3 separate regions of the Mus musculus genome follow, and all the other regions are linked to region 1. The links are chromatin loops, found by intact Hi-C in ENCODE. Cell type or tissue: heart. All regions are shown on one strand. Links, peaks and the distances in the headings refer to the core of each region. The heading gives the core; the rest is flanking DNA.

Region 1 (7,344 bases), core at 2,099-4,598:
CACCTTCAGACTGCCTTCTTGACTGATATTCCTTCATTCAAGGCCATACATAGCTCCATAGGATGAAGCAGTCTTAATTTACCATTCAAATCATCCAAGCTATCAGGAAAATTGACATTAAGAAACACATCTACAATAAAGTTGTCATTCACAGTGATTTAACAATAGGTTAAGAATGCATAGCTCCTGCCTCAGTGATCCCATGAGTAATGGGCCTCCTAATATGACTGTTTTACTTATCCCACCATCCAACCACCCTTGGCAACCACCACACACATCTCTTTGACATGTGTGTATGAGATATTTTAATCATATTCAAGGCTGATTACCTTCTCTTATCTCCCTCACATTCTAACTACATCCCTGCTAACTTTGTGTCCGTTTTTAAGGTTTATTTTTATTTATGTGTATGTGTGTGTGTCTGTTATGGACCATGAGAATGTGTCCAATCGCCTGGACCTGGAGTTACAAACAGTTGTGAATTGCCTGCTGTGGGTGCTGGGAATCAAATTCAGGCCCTCTGCAGGAGCGTCAAGTGTTCTTGGCCGCTAAGCCACCTTCCCACAACCCCACACACTTTTTGATAACCCGTTAGCTGAGGTAACTTACATAAACTCGGGTTAGGGGTTATTTAACAAAGCATGATCAACTTAGCAGTGGGTATATCACTGAAGAAACTTTTGTTCCCTCCCCTAGCAACTATTAACAGCCAAAAGCTGTTTAGAAAAGGGTAGGGGCCTTAAAAGCCCCAATTAACCTAATTAGAAGTCCTTAACTGACTATAAATCTTAAAGGAAAAGAAGAGCCTCATAAGCCCCTGCCCTGCCCGTGATGGAATATTGGCAGGCCAGATCTTCTGGTTGTGAGAAAGTAATCAAGCTGCTCTGAGTCCGTGAGTGCAACAGCCATGTCTGATTCCCAAGGATGGTGCACAAAGCCCCTTTCCTTCCACCAACTCTGTGTTCTTTCTACCCCTTCTCCTGCAGTGTACTCTGAACCTTGTATGGTGATGACATAAACGAACCATTGATGACTGAGCACTCAATCATCCCTTATTTTCAGCGCTTTGACCCGTTATAAGTCTCTGCATAAAACACACACACACACACACACAAGGGAGGAGGGTCTGAGCAACACTAATCTATAGGTTTTCAACCTAGCAATATTTACAAGGCCATTCAAAAAACAAACCATGTCCATTTAGTGAAACAACAGCAGTAAGTTTCCCACTAGGGCCTTTAACCACACCCCCATAAGCCTTTAACCAGGTTTACAGTAGCAGGAATGAATACTGTGGAGTGGACCTCAAACCCAATCAGAAAATGGTTGGTTACCCCCATTCTAGCCATACCACTATTGCTCCAGTGGGCATATCTTACCTGCCGTGGGGTCGATCCAATAGGGCACAGGGTCTATAGCTAAATGCAACTGCTGACTAGCTCCTTCACCCAGAAGACTGTGCACCATCGTCTGGCACTGTGAAATCCACCCAGCTGAAAGGAAGCCTCCAATCGGCTCCATCTGGGCTTTTCCATGGTCTACAACCAGGAGCATGGTGTATCCAGCAATAGGGTCTTAGCATCTAGAAATTAGCTATGGTAATTGCCTATATTGTTTGAAGGACCTTAAGGACCTCAATGACCAACATATAGCATGGAATCTCACCCCTGGCACCAGGATTTTTATTTAATAACCTATGGCTTCCGGGAGCAGCTTTATCCTCCCATGCAGGGTACCTCACACCAACTCCTTTTTATTAATTGTACGTTAAATCACTTGCAAAGTAGTATTCTTCCTTACGGCTTTTTCATGCACCCTCACGCAGCTTTGAATGGCCATCTCTCCCCCCTCTCCTCTTTCCCATTTTTCTGCACTACATTCCTACTTCCTACAAAATTTGTCCTAAACAGTTTTTCCTTTCTCTCCACCATTGTCCCTTCCAAGATTCCTAGATTTTGGTTACCTTAAATGCCAACAAGGTACAATTTTCAGAGGCTTTACAGTAACAGAAAAAAAAGAGGTTACAAGGTACTTTTCAAATTTATTGATGGGCACAGGAGTGCAGGTTAAAGCAAAGTGGGGAACCTCTGCTACAGACCTCGGATGCTATCTGACGGTCCCAGTGTTTGCCGTGAGGATGCTGCTCGGCCAACAACTCAAGTCAGGATGAGTTGGGATCTGTTCTTGTATTCCAAAGGATTTACCTAACAGTCACAAAGATGATAGGTCACAGACGGCAGTAAATGGCCTCAAGTAGCAGTTAATGGCCACTTGAGGGAGCTAAAGATAACTTGTCTCTGGGCCTGCACAGATTCCACCCCTCCACAGTCACTGAAGTTCTTTATTATCATTATTGTTGTTGCTGCTGTTGTTGTTGTTGTTTTATATCCATAAATGTTGCCGCCCCCGCCCCCAGCCTCCCTTTGCAGATTTCTTCCCCAACACCCCCTTAGCTTCTAAGAGGGTACCCCCACCCCAGTCATCCCGCTTCCCTCAGGCATCAAGTCTTTACAGGATTAGCTCATGCTCTCCCACTGAAGCCAAACAAATATGTCTGCTACATATGTGCGGGGGAGGACGGGGGGGGGGGGGGGGACTCGGACCAGCCCATATATGCTCTTTGGTTGCTGGATTTCTCTCTGGGAGCTCTCAGGGGTCTGGGTTAGATGACACTCTTCATCTTCCTATAGAGTTGCCATCCCTTCCTTTCCTTCAGTCCTTCCCCTAAGTCCTTCCCCTAACTCTCCCATAGGGGTCCCCGACTTCAGTTCAATGGTTGGCAGTAAATATCTGTCTCAGTCAAGGGCTGGTAGAGCCTCTCAGAGGACAGTCATCCAGGCTCCTGTCTGCAAGCACAACGTAGCATCAATAATGGCGTCAGGGTTCTAATCGGTGATTCAGCCTTTGTAAAGTGGTCAACGTAAGGTGCAGGTTCTTGGGGAGGGACTTGAAGGGGACACGAGGACTTTAATTCACATGGATAAAATAGAAGACTGCCTCTATGAGAAAGGTGAGTCTGTGGACTAAATGGATTCTTTCCCGCAGAGAGAAATAGAGGAAGAATTTCAGATGCTCATTTTAAAGATAAAAGAATACTTGAAAAGAAGGGGGGGTGGGAGGAAAGTATGACAGAGAAATCAGCTAAATGCTGCCCCCAGCTTACACTTCCTTAGAAGGGAAAGGGAAGGGAAAGCTACTCCTGAAAGAAAAGCTAACCGAAGCAGAGCAGTCCCACCCTCAAGACAGGCACAGAGCTAGCTCTCACATGCTAAAGTACAGATGCAGAAACCTCTTGCATTGGGATCAGCCTTGGATAAAAATAAGTCGGTGAAAGACAGACTGCAAAGCTCAATGTGGCCAGCAGAGGCCCCTAGTCAGCAACAAGGAAAACTCTCACGCTAACCAGACAAACAATACAGACTCAGCAAAAACATAAACGGAAGGATGTGCCCACAAGTTCACCTGACCCTCTTCCTCCGTGAGTGTGCTTTTCTGAAGAGGCAGCTCCAACACTGCCTCACATCTTCCTCTCTATTGTTTTCTTTGTGTATTCCCCCACAATACTCGCTTAGCAGGATTTTTACTGTATGTATTTGGGGTGGATATATGTGTGTGTGTGTGTGTGTGTGTGTGTGTGTGTGTGTGTGTGTGTGTGCATGTGTGTGTGTGTGTGTGTGTGTGTGTATTGTTATCTCTTTTCATACAATCATTTAATTTTGTTCGTGCGTTTTTTCAGTTTAGAGCAGGTTTTTTTCCTTAGTTTCTTTCTTTTTTCCTTGTTTACTCCTGTGTCCCTTACACATACACACACGCACACACACACACACACACACGTATTCATACTTCTAATTGTTTTATACTTTTCTTAAGTTTTACCTTTTTCTCTTCTAGTTTTTGGTTGTCAACGCTTTCATTATTGTTAAGTCTTTTTTTTCCCTACTTTTCCTTTTTCCCAAGTCTAGAAAAAGAAACAGACAGTGAAATAAAAAAGGAATTGAGAACTCTAAACAGACTTCACAAGAGAAAATCCTCTTCACTCCATTTTATAATCAGAAAATTAAAAAAAAAAAATGTTAAGCAAAGAACAAATGTTAGGAACCGTAGGGGGACACCAGCTCATGCACGGGACACAAATTCCAGAGCACACAAATCCTCCCCTCTGCGGTCCTAAAAGCCAGGAAAGTACGAAATGATGCCCTTCAATTCGGAAAGTAAATACCATCTAACCACGCTTTAAATTGATAGCAAAGCTACTCGTGTAACAAGCAATCTATAAGTGAGTTCGTGACTGCCAAGACTACACTACAAGATAGTTTTTAAAATTCTTTACAGAAAAGGAAGAATGACACCGGCCATCACAGAGGCACAGGAAAGACTGGGTTTCATGAGAGGAATCTATGTCCTGGATTGGGAGAAATAACGTGTGAAATGTTGTACTAAAAAACACAATCTTCAGATTTAATGCTATCACCATCATGGTTCTAGTGACATTCTTTACAGAACTAGAAAGATAATACTAAGCTTGTATGGAAACACAAAAGACCATGAGTAGGCTAAGCAGGACAAACCCTACATCACATCACATCACATCACATCACTGAAACTCACATTATCCCACATAAGTGTAATGACAAAGAGAGTAAGGTGCATCCACAAAAGCAGACAGAGAACAATGAACTGGAAGAGGGCCCATAACCTGCACTTCTGTGGACAGATAATTTCTGACAAACGTGTTAAAAACATAAATGAAAAAAAAAAAACAAGTTGCAAATTGGACATCCACAAGGACTACATTGGATCCATATCTATCATCCTGCACAAAAATCAATTCAAAGTTGGGTCAAAGGCTTTGATTCAAAACATGAAAAGTTGAAACTGCACAGGAAAAAAAAAACTTTGAAGTGTAAGAACTGGCAAGAACTTTCTGAACAGAACCTCCATATCACTGGAAATATTCTCAAGAATTGATAAGGAGGATTATATAAAACTAAATGTCTTCTGCACAGTAAAAGAAACCATCAACATAACAATAGTCCAGCTACAGAGTGAAAAAGAATTGCTTTACTTTAACGAGGGATTGGCTCCTAGAATATACAAAGAACTGCAAAAATTAAACACCAAAAGTATAAAATGTCCAATCAATAAATGAGATAATGGACTGAATAAAGAAATATAGATAGACAAAATATGATATAATCAGGAAGTTGCAGATAAAAACTAAAATAATAGTATGTATATCACTCTAGTCAGTATGGCTATTATTAAGAAAACAGCTGATAACCCCTGGCAATGGATAAAGGGACACCTTGGTGGTGGTGGTGTTCTTCTATCAGTCAGGGGCAGAGCAGATGGCATGGCAGTCCTTTGTTCACCCTAGCTTGATGGCTGGCTCAGTGGCCTAAGCTGTTTTATGCCTGGGAGACATAAAAATCAAATCAAATCCAGGCAGTGCAGTGCAAGAGGAGGAAGACAGAGTTCTGCAACACTATGTGGGGCAGGTCCTCCACCCTACAGCATGGGAGGGCCGAAGATGCACAGGGGCCTGCCTACCACCTACCCAACACAGTCCGGAAGAAGGAAGGCCGAGACCTGAAGACCGCAATGCCACCCACAAACCCTCAGGTGCGTGGCATAGACAGCCAAAAACACCACTTGCTGCCACACCACGCAGTGCCGAGAATGTCACCTAGGGGCCCGTCTATATCAGGAGCCTCCACAATGCACGAGTGAGTGGTGGGCAGATGAGAGAGAAAGAGAAATGCAGCAGCTGGACAGCAGCCTGTTGTGAGGCCATGGTGAGATCCCAGCCTCAGCTTCTGCTGAGAGTCGGGTCTGAGGCTGAGGCTACACAGAGTAGCGGCAGGGTTGGGGTTGATATCCGAGGCTCACATTGCCACCTGAGAACATGGGGACATCCCTGATCTGAGCAGCCACTTTTGTCGACATGAATGTCCAGGGGCTGTGCAGAACTGTCCCTGCCCCTCACTGGCTGCAGCTCTCTTAAAGAGATAGTCCCGCCTCTCACCATGGCAGCACTTAGGAGAGCAGGCCCTGCACCTCGCCCAGCTAGCACCGTGGAGCGGGCCCTGGTGGCAAGTGAGCAAGCCCCATGAGTGTGGGAGAGTTGACCCCTCCTTCTTCTGCAGTGGGCTGGCACAGGTGCAGGGGTGATGCCCCCTCCCACCCCTCACTACCTCAGCAGTCAGAAAAGTAACCACAGGGTCAGGAGAGTTGGAGGACACAACAGAGTTGACCTTGGTGGTGGGGACACAGATGAGCCACCACCAAGATCTGAGTCCACCACAAGTCTGCTACAAGGTGGTATATGTACATGGTTGATGTCCCCTCCACACCTCCCCCTCAACGCCTTCAGTAGTCAGGAAAGAAAATGAAGATGTGTGGACAGAGGGACATACTTTGGAACACACTGTGACACACTACAGCTTCCATGATGAGATTTCTATGCTTCTGTTCTCTCTCTCTCTCTCTCTCTCTCTCTCTCTCTCTCTCTCTCTCTCTCTCTCTCTCTGTGTGTGTGTGTGTGTGTGTGTGTGTGTGTGTGTGTGTGTGTGTGTGTGTGTGTAGGAGGGGGGAGGTTGCAAGGGCAAAGGGCAGATATGAGGGTAAAGGGACATTAGTGGGACTGGGGTGTATGATGGGAAACTCAAAAAATTAATTAAAAGGTTTTTTTTAATTAAAAGAAAAGAAGTGACAACAAATGCTGATGAAGATGAAGGAAAAGAGGAGTCGTTATTCACAGGTGGTGTGAGTGTAAGCTGGTGTGGCCACCATGGAAATAAGTATAACTTTCCTCAAAAGATTAAACACAAAACTACCATAAAACCTATTTATATCATTCCTGGACTTGTGTACAAAGGGCTATATTTTACTAGAGAACCTTATACATTCATGTTTATTGATGTTCTAGACACAAAACTTAAGAAGTAATATCAACCTGATGTCCACAAACTGATGAATAAATCATGAAAATATTGTATGTAAACACTATAGATTTTATCCAGTCGTATAATAAGATAGGAAAATAAGTGGAATGGGGGGCGGGGGACATTCTCTGTCATGAGTAGATCCCAGCTTCTAAATTTTGTGTATGAGTATTTATGTGGGAGTTTAGACAGGGGTCAGGAGCCTAGAGACCGTGAACTATAGAAGTAAATAAAAGTACTTTAAAAGAAGAGGTGAGGAGGTAGGGGAGGTGATATGCAGTATGAAAGGGGAAAGTGGAATACTAAAAGTACAAGCAGAGGTGGAAGGCAGGGAGATGAGGTTGTAGCCTGGTGGGTCCATAGACCTCAGCCAATCTCTACATTCTTCTTCAATTTCTTC
Region 2 (7,344 bases), core at 2,666-5,165, 77 kb after region 1:
AAATGTAAACAAATTAAATCCTGATGGCAATCACACGTAACACTAAAAATGTTTCTAGCTGGGCCTCTCCTACCTACAGCAGACTTTGCCCATCATTGTCTGTGGGCTTCTGTGGAGGGTGGGTGGGGGGCTCTTTTCAGATTATTGCATAAGGAAGTTCACAAGGCAATGTTAAAGGCAGTAAATGGTAGCACTGTGCAAGCTGTGGGGTTTTTAAAAAAGGGACAGAGGGAAACTGTACTTTTGCAAGGAAATCCTCACTTAAGCTTTAGAAAGTCACAGGCACTTTTTGTTTGTTTGTTTTTGTTTTTGTTTCGAGACAGGATTTCTCTGTATAGCCCTGGCTGTCCTGGAACTCACTCTGTAGACCAGGCTGGCCTCAAACTCAGAAATCCACCTGTCTCTGCCTCCCAAGTGCTGGGATTAAAGGCATGCGCCACCACACCCGGCAAGTCTCAGGCACTTAAACCCAGGGATTTAAGGCAGTCATTCTTGGCCAATCCAGTCTGTCAGGAACTGGCCTGCAGTCTTGCCTGTTCACCAAGTAGCTGGGTTGACTCCACCTGCCAGAGCCTTGACATTATCGCTGTGGGCAAACTTCTTGCTGCCTTCACAATTGTATCTTGATCAGCAGCAGCTCCCAGGACAACAGACTGAGGGGCTTCCTGAGGTTTCTGTTGAATTCTTGTAGAGATCGAATTCTCAATGCTGACAGCAAACAGGCCATCACCCTTACTTGCACCAGCAAACGGGTGGAAGACAGGAGGTTCTGGCTACAGAACACATGGTAGGATTTCTTTACCAACAGACACAGCCTGCACAGGTGGCTGCAGGAGAGGGATGAGCACTAGGAAGGGAGGGCACTCAATGTCTGTGTGTTGTTTGCTTGTTTATTGAAATAAGAGAGTCTCACTGGGTACTCCTGGCTGCCTTGGAACTATGTAGACCAGGATGGCCTCAAACTCAAGAGATCTGCCTGCCTCTGCTATCAAGTAATGGGATTAAAGGTGTACACCACACCCAGCAATTTGCGTTTTAAACCTGGTAGAAGCCATCACACCCAGCAATTTATGTGTCTTTTAATCTGGTAGAAGCCCAGGTTAACATATTCTTCCAAACTCACCAAATAAACCAAGAGGCTCAGCCTACCTACCAGAGCCAACTTTACCGATTTCACCTGCCAGGATGCCATCGAGAAGGCAGTGCACCTAATAAAGTCATCAGCTGTCCCACGAACTCAAAATGCAAGGGAGTCAAATAAAGGAACCTAACAAAGTATTTAAGACAGCTAAATATCAAGATGTGAAGTATCCAAATAATAGTGAACACCTCCATTTCTTAAAGCCTAGGTAAACGTAACCTGACCTTCACATTTGACCTGAGGCCAAATCTGATTACCAGACTCCTCTTTAGCTCACATCAGTCCTAGGAGGCATGTAGCACAAAGGTCAACTCAGTACATCAGACAGGCTCTATTCTAGATGAACTGCAGGGTCTGCCAGATCTTGCCACCTTCAAACAAAATAACAGGTCCGGGAGTGAGTGCCATAGCCAAAGCCAAATTGGTGAATCGCTACCTGCAAACTGGCCTGACAGCTGATAACCCTCCTAAAAGGCAATGCTAAACAGCATGCTATCAAGTCCAATGTGGTAATCTCATGACTCTATAAGGCTGGCTTCGATGGGCTAAGGCTCTTGGTGTATTTGGTGAGTTTGGAATAGTATGTCAGTAAAACAGGCTTCTACCAGATTAAAAACACAAAAACTGCCAAGTATGGTGATGTATCCCTTTAATCCTAGCATTAGAAAGGCAGAGGCAGGCAGATCTCTGTGAGTTTGAAGCCAGCCAAGTCTACATAGTAAATCCCAGGGCAGTCAAAAATACCTAATAAGACTCTGTCTCAAAAAAAAAAATACTAATAATAATATTAATACTGTCTGCCCACTAGTTTCCTCAGGCTAAGCCAATCTCAAATCAAAGCCCAGGCTCCACAGAGAGCAAAGGATGAAGAAACAAACCATGAAGATAGCAGAGCTGTATACACTAACCCTTCTGAGGTAACTACACCTTTAGAATCAGGCAGGTCTGGACCTGGTGACAAAGATTCAACTGAGAATTCTGAGTTCTCCATCTACCCTGGAGTAGAAGTAGCCACGGTGGAACACCAGCGGGCTGAGGGGACTGGAAACCCCACACTCAGAGAGCCTACGAAAGGGCCACCAAACCCACAACCCCCAACGTCCATATCAGTGTTCCCACTCCACACAACTTACTGACCACTGCCTAGGCAGCCCTCACTGTACCCAATGCTGAATGTATAGATAGCACTAAGTCTCCTCCCACAGCTCACAGGGACTTGGGCAAGAGAAACGCACAGAAAAACTAGAACATAGGTCACGCTGAAGTGTCTGGGAGTCCAGATCAGAGGGAGCTGGGTGTGCCACCTACCTATAATGCCAGCCCTTGGGAGGCAGAATCAAGTGGGTAAAGCTGAGTGGTGATACACACCTTTAATCCCGGCACTCGGACAGAAGCAGGTAGATTTCAAAGCTAGCACAGTCCACATATCAAGTTCCTCCCTTGAGATGTGCTAGCCAGCCAGTCAGAGGGGAAGGGAGGGTTTCAAAGCCAACCTGAGTTTCAAAATAGGAAGAGGAAATCGTTGTCTCCTAGTCTCCTTAAGAAAAAAGCCAAGGGAAAACTGAAAGTAGTAAAGTCCTTTGAATATGGCTGGAACATGAGGGGAAGGCTTGCAGATTTTAATTTAGTCAAATACATAACGATAAGGCAAAGGTCAAGGAGACGTGTACCACTAAACATTAACAGGATAACTAAGATAATGGGCTCTCCTGAGGTATGGATTTCATTTATCAATCTATTAAGTCACTTCACAAAGGCATTTTGAAATCTCTCTTTACTGTCCCAGTTTTACCCCTGTGGCACTGTGTTCCAAACACAGAGCCAAATTACACATTTTAAATTCATATTCATACCTCACACCTCTTAATTCAAGTATAAAATCCTATGCTAACTAGATGAGCAAAAAGCTACCCTAGAACAGAAGGGCATAAGAGCCCTGCCTGAAACAAAAATGGTGTTCTTCTATAGAACAGGCAAGCCTGAGGTTATCAGACCCGGCCCCGCCCACTCAGGCCACCCTCACCCTAGGCAGGAAGATAAAGCTCTAAGAACAGTGTCTTTGCAAAGTAACTTTGGGCAGCATAGCTTTAACAAGTGAAAAGAATTCCCTTTAACGAAGATACGGATTCTGATAACGCGATCTAAGAAATAGAAAACAAGACCAGGAAACTTCACCACAGGGCAACAGAAGTAATACAATTAAGATAATTAACCTGCTACATACGGGATAGCAAACCCACCTACACTAAGAGTCCACTCAGAGCACCACACCAGCCACTTAACAAATGTGGACACAGCCTTACTAACTTCAAAACATCTGGACCCCTCCTAAAAAGCAGCACCTCCAGATGTCTGGCCACCCGGCCCTGTCAACAGTAACCTGATGGCTTCTTTGTAAAGACAGCACTCTAGCTCCTCAGCGGGAGGAGCTGAAAAGCCTGTTTGGAGTAAAATTTCAAAACACTTTGCAAAACAGCCCTCCGCTGGCTTCGCGGTAAGTGAGAAGTGAAGAACAGCAGCCTCGGGGCTCACCATTTTCAATGGGCTGATTAGGAGGCACGCATTAACAGCCTGACAAGACTCTAAAACAGAGCACAGCCAGGCTCTACTGTGCACCCAGTTCCAGCCGGACAGGGAATCTTTGTAGAAAAGGCTCCAGTTGGGGGAAGAGTTGACACCCACCCATTCGGGGTCTAGAAGGCCTTTCAAGGGTTGGGAAGAACAGCGCGAATTCGGGTACAAGGCTCATCCTCTCCCCTCTCTCGCAACCCTCGCCCTTTCAGGAGTCAGGCGCACCCTGGCAGTGCCCTGGGCGCGCAGCACGAAGCCATCACGCCGTCACCAGCTGCCCACCTTCACGTGGTTCTCCACCGCCGTGTGGCTCGCCAGCTTCTTAGCCTCCTCGGCCTTGGACATCGTGGAGGGGGCCGGGCCGCCCGCGCTCGAGCCTCCCTTGTCGCCGCGGGTCTCCGAATGTGCACGCCCCGGCAACTGCACGTGGGAACCCGAGAGGCCCCAGTTGTTCCCGCCCCCGCCCGAGGCCGCGCCCCCGGCCCGCCCGGGCAGTGGGGCCAGGACCCGCCCGTAGAGGGTGCTGAAGGGCCCGGGGCGCTGCATCCCGCCGCCTCGCTCCAGCCTCTCCGGCCGCCCCACCCCCAACTCCTCCGGAAACCCGCTCGCTTGCGCAACCTGCCCCGCGCGTATTACTAAATGCGTGTTGCTGGGAAATGTAGTCCTACGGCGACAGTGGTTCCTAGGCCCTTCTGCATTCGGGACTACAAGTCCCACAATACGATCGACCCTAGTGTGCAAATCGCCCGCCTTGACTCCAGACTTTCTGTCCGGAAGGTCCGGGTAACTGCTGTCTAGGAAGCTAATAACTCCCTACCTTGGGGTCAAGTGTTTACACCTTTAGGTGAACTCCAAGAACCTTTCCGGCTGTACGCGTATTCTAGAAAAAGAGAGAGACACTATTAAAAACCTGACCTTGTTTGCCCAGCAAATGAGAACGTTGCTGTGTTGTAAGCGAATCCTCAGGCAAGTGGTTCTACCAACACAACGGCCTTTTTTTAAAAAAAATCTTTTAATTACATTGTATTATTTAGGTTGTGCTTGTGGAGGCCAAAGAACAACTTGCAGAAGTCCGTTATCTGACCGTCTTGGTAGTGTCAGTCAGTACTTTACCGGCAGAGCCATCTTCTTACAGTGCTCTAGAGTCACTCATTGATGACACACTTGGGACTCCCAGGTCTTCTGATGTCTGTGCTAGACCTTCACAAACCCAAGGTTACAAGTTCAATCAGTAACTCCCGCCTTGGACATTGTTCTGCTCTTGGTATTGGATGCAGGGTGTCTAAATGGAGCCCGGTCACGAGCGCACAGGCCAGTGTACCTTATCGGGCTTCCCCTTTTCTGCCTTTAGTTTGCTGCAAGTTCTTGGTCTCATTCAGCAGTCCCAGTGGCCTGAACTCACTGTAGAGTTCAGTCCAGGCTGGCCTGGAACTTGGAGCATTTTTCCTGATATGGGATTACATCACCAAATAGGTCTGGAAGTCCTTTTTGTTGTTTTGTTTGTGTGTTTTGAGACAGGATCTCTCTTTGCAACCATGGCTGTCCAGGAACTCTGTAGACCAAGATGCCCTTGAACTCACCGAGATCAGCCTGACTTTCCTTCCCCAGAGCAGAGGTTAACGGTGTGTGCCTGCAAAAGGCATGTGCCAGCAACCCCCAAGAGCTAGAATGTTCCAGGAACCCTTAGGAACAATAAAGACCGGTCACAATGCTTTTTTGCAACTTTTATAACCTGAGTTTTATCTTTATCAGACTGTAATCCTGCCCAAGGCACTCAGAAACCACTCGATAGTCTCCTTTACCAAAAAAAAAAAAAAAAAGAAGAAGAAAATTCTTCAGCCACCATTACAAATGTAACTTCAGGACCCACCATAATCAGGTGTGCCGCTATTGATTGGACACTTACATGAGACTCCCTCTTGAGGAGACCACATCCATACAAGGGTAGTATCGTAGAATTATTATTGTTGCTGTGATGAAACACCATGACTAAAAGCAACTTGGGGAGGGCAGGGTTCATTTGGATTATATGTCCTGAATCACAGTGCACTGAGGGAAACAGTGTCAGGAACCTGGAGGCAGAGGTGCTGTTTACCGGCCTGCTCCTCACAGCTTACTCAGCCTGCTTTCTTGCAACACCCAGAACCACCAGGACAGATGGAGCCCCACCCACCATGGGCTGGGTCCTCTCATACCAATCACTAATTAAGAAAATGTCCTACAGGCTTGCCTCCAGGACGATCTTATGAAGTCATTTTCTCAGCTGAGGTTCCCTCCACTCAGATGGCGAGCATGTGTCAAGTTGACATAAAGCTGCAAAACAGATAGTATCTCCCTTCATATTAACCCCATCTTTAAATATGAAATAAAACCCCTTTATAATAAACTGAACTATGACTTGGATCCTGGATCCACCAGAGTAGACGTCTCTGGAAATAACTCTGACTCCTGCAGTCACTCAGCACTGTGAAGCTGGGTCTCTGCCACATGCCCCCCTGACATTGGCAGCAGGGTCTCACTAAGCTGACCATCCAGCCTTGGCCTCATTCCGTAGCCCAGGCATCCCTTGAACTTTCAGCCCATATGCTAGGATGTAGCTAGGATTACACCACTAGTTCAGAAGGTCTTTCCTCGATCCTTTATTCTTTACTTACTTTGTGCTTAGCATTCATCCTCTGTGCAGGCTATCAGGCTGCTGCTCACACACAAAAGATCCTCAACGTGTATCTGAAGCAAGATAGAATAGCACACATTCCATGCCTCAACGCTACACTCTGCCTTCAGTCATTCAGAATTCCTGTCCTTTAGTAAGCACCATTAGCTATAGGACTAAGCACGTTATCAAAACTTCACTGTTTGTAGGGCATGGGAAGCAGAGGTACGTGGATTTGAGGGAGTTCCAGGCCAGGCTGCCTAAATAGCAGAGTTCCAGGTCAGCCTAGGCAACATAGCAAGACCCTGGCTTCAAAAACCAAAAGACAGGGCCTAGAGAGATAAGCGCTTGGTGCTCTTGTAGAGGGCAGACTTGAGTTTCCAGCACCTCACATCATGCAGCTTGCAAACACATATAGCTCCAGGTCCAGGGGATCGGACATCCTCATCTGACCTCTCACATGATACACAGCCATACATTTAGGCATCACACACATAAAAGATAAAAGTAGACCTTTTAAACCTTCACACTATTTGTATCTCAATGACACTGAACTCCACTCCCCCTTTCGGAGGCTGCCCTACAAGTGTCCTTCCTTTCACCTGTACCCTTCTCTTAGTCTGCTTTGTTGTAATCCCCAAAATCTTAACAGTTCTGTAGTTTTTCTAAAGCCCAAAGTTTCTTCTAAAACTAAGGCATTCTCTGGGAGCCCCTGCAAAACAAGACAGTTTATGTTACAACCACCGTAGACGATAGAGCACTTGACCAGCACGGTAGATCAATCCCTGGTAGTGGAAAAGAACAAGTTATAAATTACAATATAGAGGCCCATTGGACTTGCAAACTTTATATGCCCCAGTACAGGGGAACACCAGGGCCAAAAAGGGGGAGTGGGTGGGCAGGGGAGTGGGGGTGGGTGGATATGGGGGACTTTTGGTATAGCATTGGAAATGTAAATGAGCTAAATACCTAATAAAAA
Region 3 (7,344 bases), core at 2,666-5,165, 55 kb after region 1:
CTGCACCGGGATGTGTGACAGGATGGACTCGTAAGGCCTTGTCAACCATCACTGAACTGGCCACGGCCTGCCATCCTCTGGGAAGTTTTTTCTAGGCACTCAGCTCTTTACTAGGCAGTTTATCTAAACTAGAGACTCGGGGAAGCGAGAAAATTCCAGTCTCTTCTAATGCTTAATTCCCATACAACCCAACAGAGCAGCTGGGAGTGAACAGGCCTGTGCTCAGCAATACTGCCCTCACCCAGACAGAGAAAACTAACTCCGCAGCAAAGGTAGGACACGCGAGACCTTGTTCACTAAAGGAGATCGTCTGTCAGAAACAGCAGGAGCGTTTGCCTAGGCTGTCTCGGGTTCCTGGAAGGATCCCACGCATCGAACATAAACTGAGCAAAACTGATTCCCATGAGTGCAAACTCGGCAGAGAAGACAAAGGATCCAAATGGCACAGTAACGTTTATTTCAACCTTCGAACAGCACAAAGTGACAGCTTCTGATACCAAATCATACAAGGGTCATCGGAGGAACAAAACGATATTCACATAAAGAAAACATTCAAACAACAAAAAGTAAGTGCTTCACATCTCAGACAGTGCTGTGCACTGCCAGCAGGCGCTTCCGCTTCCACCGGGGGCTTCCAACAGCAGCAGGAGCAAAGCCAAGCCAGGATCCAAGAGAAGGTGCATTCTCGCTCACCTGGAGTTTGTACCCACGTCACTACAGCCCCGCTGCTCCATTCACAATTCCCTACACCTGATCTTAAAATGTAACTAAGATTTGGGAGTGGTAACAATGAAAACACAAGAGTGTCACAAGAAAGTAAACAGTAAACAAGGTTTCCCATAAGGCATCAGGAGACCTGCACCAGCTTAGAAAAACGTTCTTTCTCAGCAAACCCAAAACTTCAGAAGGTTAACCAGCAGGTCCAGTCAAAGCTTTCAGAGACAGTCCTGATCTCTTATTTTTATTTATACGTTTTTTTTGTTTTTGGTAAGGTTTCATATAAAACATAAAATCAAGTTCTATTTTATAAAAAAACTGAATATTTTAATAGTAAAAATATATATATATTTAAATTTCTTTTTAAAAAGACACATAGCAATACTTCATAAGACTGGATTTGACTACCCCCACCCACCCACCCATGCCAGCCGTCCACTCTGGCACTGTGGACAGCTACATGAAGGTACATTAAGGCAAAGGCTCCTGGTGAGGCGTGTCCACTGTGCCTGGGCTGGAGACTCAAGGTGAGGACCCTGCTCCTCTCAGGGCTAGAAGGGCTTCTCCCGCACGTTCACTGAGCCATCCTGCATCCCAAAGTAGACTCTCTCTGCCATGTTGATGAAAAGGCCTGTGTCCACCACGCCTGTAGAATGAAGAATAGGTGCGTTAAAGTCCAGCTTCCCAGAACAAAGCAAGCATCAAGTGTTCCCAGGAGCAAATATCACAAGCCAGCAGCGGACAAAACACAATCTGAAAGAAACCGGGGTTTTCTTTGTTCCTTGCTGGCAGCTCTTCCGTCTACTACATCATGGCTTGCTCTGTGTTCCCAAATGTGCCAGCTTCATCCCAGCCCAGACCCTCTGCTCACGCTGCTCCCCTCGCCTGCGGCTCATCCTCCTCAGTGTCAAGGTCGGCTCCTCTTCATCCCCCCATGTGCCTGCTATAGAGACCCTCCAAGGCTATATCACTCCTCCCAGGTATGGTCAGTCAACTGCCATCCTTGAAAGGCTTCCTCCAAGTGGGAGATGTTCACAAAGCATACACCTGACAAAGGAGTCACATCAGAATACAGTTCCTAAGCCACTAAGTAAGTGACAACAGAAAAAGGAGCACAAGACCTAAACAAGTACTTCTTAAAAAAAGCAAAGCATTGAAGCTCACTAGTGACAGGGATGAACGACTGACACTCAGTCACCACGATGAGTAAGGGCAGGCGACCAGAATGTGGAGGCACAGACAGGAATATCCCTGAAGCCTGCTGGCCATCGCCCAGCTCCTGGTTCAATGAGAGACTCTGACTCAAAGAAGAGAGGACACATCTGGCTTCTGCACATACATACATGGGTGTACACACATGTGCTTGCATGCACTCATGTACACATGCACACACACGGTAGCATGACTATATCACCATGCTGTTTGCACACACATACTAACAGTGGAATGCTTAGCAATGAGAATTAACTAACTATATAAGGCCTTCACCAAAAATGTTCACATATACACATACATTACAGTGAGTTAACACTGGCCAACTATCAAAGAAAATGGGAGTGAACCTAGTATGGAGGGACAATGACCACTAACAGGGATCTGGCTAAGTAAACTGTTACTCTGCCACAAAATTGGAATATCACTGTTATTTTTTTAATTAATTAATTTATTTTATGTGCATGAGTACACTGTAGCTGTTTCAGACACTCCAGAAGAGGGCATCTGATCCCAATACAGATGGCTGTAACTACCATGTGGTTGCTGAGAATTGAACTCAGGACCTCTGGAAGCGCAGTCAGTGCTCTTAACCACTAGCCATCTCTCCAATTCTCATCCTTTTTCTTTTTAAGTAGGGTTAGGGGCTGGAGAAATAGCTTACCAGTTGAGGGACTGACTGCTCTTCCAGAGGACCCAAGTTCAAATCCCAGCACCCACATGGCAGTTCACAACTGTCCATAACTCCAAGATCTGACACCTTTACAGACATGCATGCAGGTAAAAACACCAATGCACATTAAAAGAATTTTTAAAAAAAGGTATCATTATCTCTTGTAAGTCAATATGTAAAAAGCTAAGGAGAGGGCAGAACACAACCTAATTATGCTGTTATTGGAGTTAAAGGAGTGAGGCAGGGGAGTTTCAACTTGTGTTTTTGTGGAAGATCATCTCAGAACAAGCCATACAATTCCTTTAGTAACACTAGCTGTCTCCAGACAGGGTAACTAGCTGCCTGATTGGGTGTCAGGGAGCGGAGGGTGGCATTTGCCACTGTTTACCCATAATGTTGAACAAAGGTATAAAGGATATAAGGTATGAAGGAACAAAGGATAAATTAAAACATCTGTGGACAGCCCTCAATCCACAAGCGAAATGAGAGCTGAGTCCCTGAAGTATGAAGGTCCTGGCACAACGCGCCTCACAGCTAGAGTTTTCTGAGGACGGACAAAGCAGTGCTCAACACTCATCCTGATCCACGCCTTTGTAGCGCAGCCCAGACGCTTCAATCTGGCCCCAGAGAAAGTCAAACCCACCTCAAAAGCTATAAAGAAATAGCAGAGCAGCAGTCTGAGGCATGATTCTAGAGCCTCAAATTAATGAGGTGCTAGGAGTGACTGATCCCCTCACCCCAAATAAAATCCAGAGGAAAGGGCCGAGCATGCTGAATGTGAGCAGACGCAGGACCCAATGAAACACGGATAGGGACTCTTTTCCGAGTGTCTCCATCGTGCAAATGGACCTGGGAAGAAACAGGAAAGCTTGCCCTTGCCCTGGGAGTTTGTCTAATTCAATAGGCAAAAGGCAAGAGAAAAGGAGAGCCAAAGACAAACCAGGAGTGGGCCTGTGGTAATAGTTCATCTTCCTCGCTCTAAGCTGTAACTCTCAAGTCTCCAGTATGTAGATTCTTCAGGTCAGGCTTAGGAAAGGCAAGAAAGGCCTCAAGAAGAGCAGGAGAGCCCCCTAGTGGGCACAGCAGGAACTGGCCTTCCACTCCACCACGGGTCAGTCTGCACTAACCAGGCAAGTGCACTCTGCCTACCGAGCATGGCCTCCACGCCATCATCCTCATGCCTTCTTGGCCTTTTAGTCAGAGAGGCAACACTAAACAACAGAGTAATTCATCTGTTTCACTTAATGAACGAGGCAAAGATTTTCAGGAGACTAAAGACGATCAGAGGCTGGACTTGGAAGAAGGAGCTGCTGTGTTACACTTATATTCAAACTGGCTTCACTCTCAACTAGCACAAAAAATAATCTAAAAAAAAAAAAAAAAAAAAAAGTAGTAGTGATACAAACACACCTTTAATCCCAGCAATCAGAAGGCAGAGGCAGGCAATCTCTCTGTTCAAAGCCAGCCTGCTTTACTGAGAGCTCCAGGACAGCCAGGGCACAGAGAAACCTTGTCTCAAAAGAATGGGGGGGGTGGTGGGGGGGGGGGGTGTCAGTGGGCACTGAAGTGAGGTTTCACGCAGCCCAGGTTGGCCTCAAATTCATTACGTAGCCAGGGAAGTCCTTGACCCTGATCATCCTGCCTCCACCTCCAAGCCGCGGGGTCTCGGGCATGTGTCCCTGCGTGCGCACAATCTACTGCTTAGTTCATGGTGACAGCAGTGCATCCTCTCCCTAGGGACTTTAGTCTTCCAGCGCTGTTTTAAGAGGTGATCTAGTACTAGTTTTGGCCCTTTTTACAAAGGAGAAACTGAGGCACAGTGCTGTTAGCTAGGGGTCCAAGTTCATACTGCTAGAGCAAGGCTGGGTCAGAAGTTCATCCAGGCCGTGTGCTCCCAGCATCCACTCAGCCACCACACTCTGAAAACTGATGTTTTTCTCACTGCCAAGGTATGATTTAGATTGCCGCTCAGCACTGCAACAATGATGCCTCTCAAGGCACCTCCTCCTGTAAATGCCCTTCTACAAGCTCTGACCTGCCACACTTAAGCCTGGATGCCAAGTCATCTCTATCCAGCTCACCCAACCCTCACCCCAGCGGGGAGGCCCTCAACTCCTACTGATTATCCCTTGGCATAAGTCTATGCTTATATCACACAGCCTCACAGAGTGAGCAAGCATCCAAGCCAGGGTCTTGGGGCTGGGGAGAGGGCTCAGTGCTCAAGTGAGCACACTGATCTTGTAGTGACCCAAGTTCAATTCTGAGCACCCACAACAGAAGGCTCACAACTAACTCCAGCTCCCGGAGATCAGATGCCCTCTTCTGGTCTCTATGGGCAGTTAAATGCACACACTCACACACATAATCAAAAATAACACAAATCTTAAAACTTCAAGGTCAAGAGGTGGAAAACCTAGAGCTCACACCGTGATGCTGTAGGTGTTAGGCAAACCACTTAGCTTAGCTCTGGATCTCTGTGGTCCCCTGTTAACTACCTCATCCAAGTAGGAATTTAATAAAACTGTAGAATGTTAAACACTGTCTAAAGATGTGATGCAATAGTAGTACACAGATCAACATCAATCTATGAAACTGCCCCACACCTAACAAAGCAGCCGCTGTCACTAGACTGTTGCTATTTCTCCAGCAGAAGCAGCACTTCCTATATCTGCAGGCATGGCTTCACACAGCCTTCCCCAGGGTTCCATCAGCTCTAATCTAGGCCCAATTCCATGTAATCATAGCCTATGACACGTAACCAGTGAATGTAGGTAAACTGAGTCACTTCCCCCATAAAGGTCGAAGAGGCTGCATCAGGCTCCTGGAGGGGGCAGGCGTCTCTCCCAAGAATGTTGAGCTTATTTCAAAGCAAGCACCTCTGACCTTCCATCAACTCCAAGGCTATTCCAATTCAAACAGACTATAAAATACATACACACCAACACTATTTATTACACAAACCAAGAAGAGGGAGGTAATGCAAGTTAAAAATCTCAGACATGGTATACACTGAGCCCATGTTCATGCTGCCTTCTGTGGCCTGCAGAGGGGGTAGTAATGAAGGGAAGTCACTAGGTGACTGTCCAGTGAGCGCCACCCAGCTTACCTGGAGTCATTTTGATAGCTGTGTTCACTTCACTCCATTTATGCACCCGGTCAAACTTCCAGTCCAGGATAAAATTCCCGTTATCCGTCACCACTGGCCCCTAGAAGACAATTTCTAATCACTAAGGATGAAAGCACAGGTAGGCAAAAGCAAGAAAGACAACAGGCAGATAGATGTCCCCCACTCTGCTTCCTAGAAGGTGCTTCCATAAAGCAGTGGTGAGCAGGCTCCTTGGAGTCCTACAGACTTGGATCATGTACGACTTAATGTCACACAGGTATAGAGTTAAGAGGAGCCACTGACTTCTCTAAAACTTGTTTCTTGAGTGTCAAAAAGTGGGACAGAGATGCAAACAGGAATGGCTCAAGGCAGTGACGTTTTCAACTTAGTAGAGTGAAAACCAAGAGAACTACATCTCAAAGCTTACTTAGCATAAGCACCAGCAGTACCGTAGCATAAGGCTGTATGACTTCACACATCACGCCTTCTCCATCAGCAAGAATCATTACAAAGGGTGGGCAGACTGACAAGAGGTCTGAGATGTGAGGGGACAGAACATTTCCTCAACACCACTGGACACTAGATTGTTTAGTGAAATAAATGTTGACAGAACATAGGCATAGGCAAGTAAGACTCCTCCGCAGCCTGGCATGCAGTGCAGTTAGGACTGCAAAGGTAAGCCAGGCCTGGTGGCGTCTGTCTCTAATCTCAGCACTTAGTAGGAGGCAGGGAGATCAGGAGCTCAAGGTCAACCTGGACTACATACTTCCAGGTAGCCTCCCTTCAAACAAAAATGGAAGGGAGGTGCTACGTAACCAGTTATCACAGCTGCTTTCTAAAGGGAAGTCAAGGAAGTATTGACACCAGGGTACAGTTATTGATTATTTATTTTCTCTAATACCCAAATTTTATTTCTAATAACTATATACACTTCGGTTTGAGGTCATTACATTTGGTTGTTTACTTAAGTGCAAAAGAAAAGTTCTTTGTAACTCACAGTCAGATGCTGAAGAGAAACATCTCCACAGGAGTATCATGTGCTCACACACACCCCCACCCATAGAGAATGCAGGTGATGTAGCTTAGTGGTAGAGTACTTGCCTAGTATTTCCAGAAGCCTTGACCCCAATTCCTTTTTTTTTAAAGATTTATTTATTTTATGTATATGAGTACACTGTACAACTGTAGTTGCTAAAATTGAATTTAGGACCTCTGCTCACTCCAGTTGGTCCTGCTCGCTCCGGCCCAAAGATTTATTATTATAAATAAGTACCCTGTAGCTAATTTCAGATGCACCAGAAGAGGTCGTCAGATCTCATTACGGGTGGTTGTGAGCCACCATGTGGTTGCTGGGATTTGAACTCAGGACCTTTGCAAAAGCAGTCAGTGCTCCTAACCACTAAGCCATCTCTCCAGTCCTTGAACCCAACTCCTAACACTGAAAAAAAAAGAGAGAGTGGGGCTATCTTGTACAGAAAGTTTCTGAAAAAAAATATCTTCCACTCGCCTTCTGTCCTTAGATTAACCAACTGGCACTTCATTGGCTTTGGAATTTAGTATAGACTGTTACTAATCCACAGGCAGAGTATCTTGGGCCATCTACACCTTTTGAAAGGTAAACCCTCTGAAATGTAGA

What was found. Hi-C counts contacts between places; a loop is a spot of excess contacts. Peaks named below come from ENCODE experiments on the same cell type or tissue, not always from the same donor. Only the 100,000 strongest peaks of a DNase experiment are listed, where the experiment ranks them.
Region 2: it touches region 1 in a loop (3-fold over the local background); 5 of 42 quality-filtered maps call a loop at or near these places.
Region 3: a loop joins it to region 1, with 7 times the contacts of the local background. A loop is called at or near these places in 28 of 42 quality-filtered maps.

The regions. Positions count from the first base shown.
Region 1 is chr6:70,711,045-70,718,388 of GRCm38, forward strand. It overlaps Gm46961 (a long non-coding RNA gene), which reads right to left. Exons shown (of 3, transcript XR_001785273.2): 3 at 2,035-2,204. LOC115490474 (a small nucleolar RNA gene) reads left to right here and starts at 5,279; the gene lies at 5,279-5,427. It also overlaps Igk. In heart, for the core only: CTCF peaks have their summits at 2,262 (motif pointing right) and 3,356 (motif pointing right); no DNase peak of the experiment used is centred there; H3K4me3 peaks cover 243 bases.
Region 2 is chr6:70,787,892-70,795,235 of GRCm38, forward strand. Rpia (ribose 5-phosphate isomerase A) reads right to left here and starts at 4,284. Exons shown (of 9, transcript NM_009075.2): 1 at 3,995-4,284. The coding sequence starts at 4,258. In heart, for the core only: a CTCF peak has its summit at 4,227 (motif pointing right); DNase peaks (open chromatin) are centred at 4,320 and 5,040; H3K4me3 peaks cover 2,500 bases; H3K27ac peaks cover 2,500 bases.
Region 3 is chr6:70,765,286-70,772,629 of GRCm38, forward strand. Rpia (ribose 5-phosphate isomerase A) reads right to left here. Exons shown (of 9, transcript NM_009075.2): 8 at 5,709-5,808; 9 at 435-1,363. The coding sequence ends at 1,269. Among named protein-coding and RNA genes, the nearest start is that of Rpia, 23 kb to the right of the region's middle. In heart, for the core only: no CTCF peak of the experiment used is centred there; a DNase peak (open chromatin) is centred at 3,676.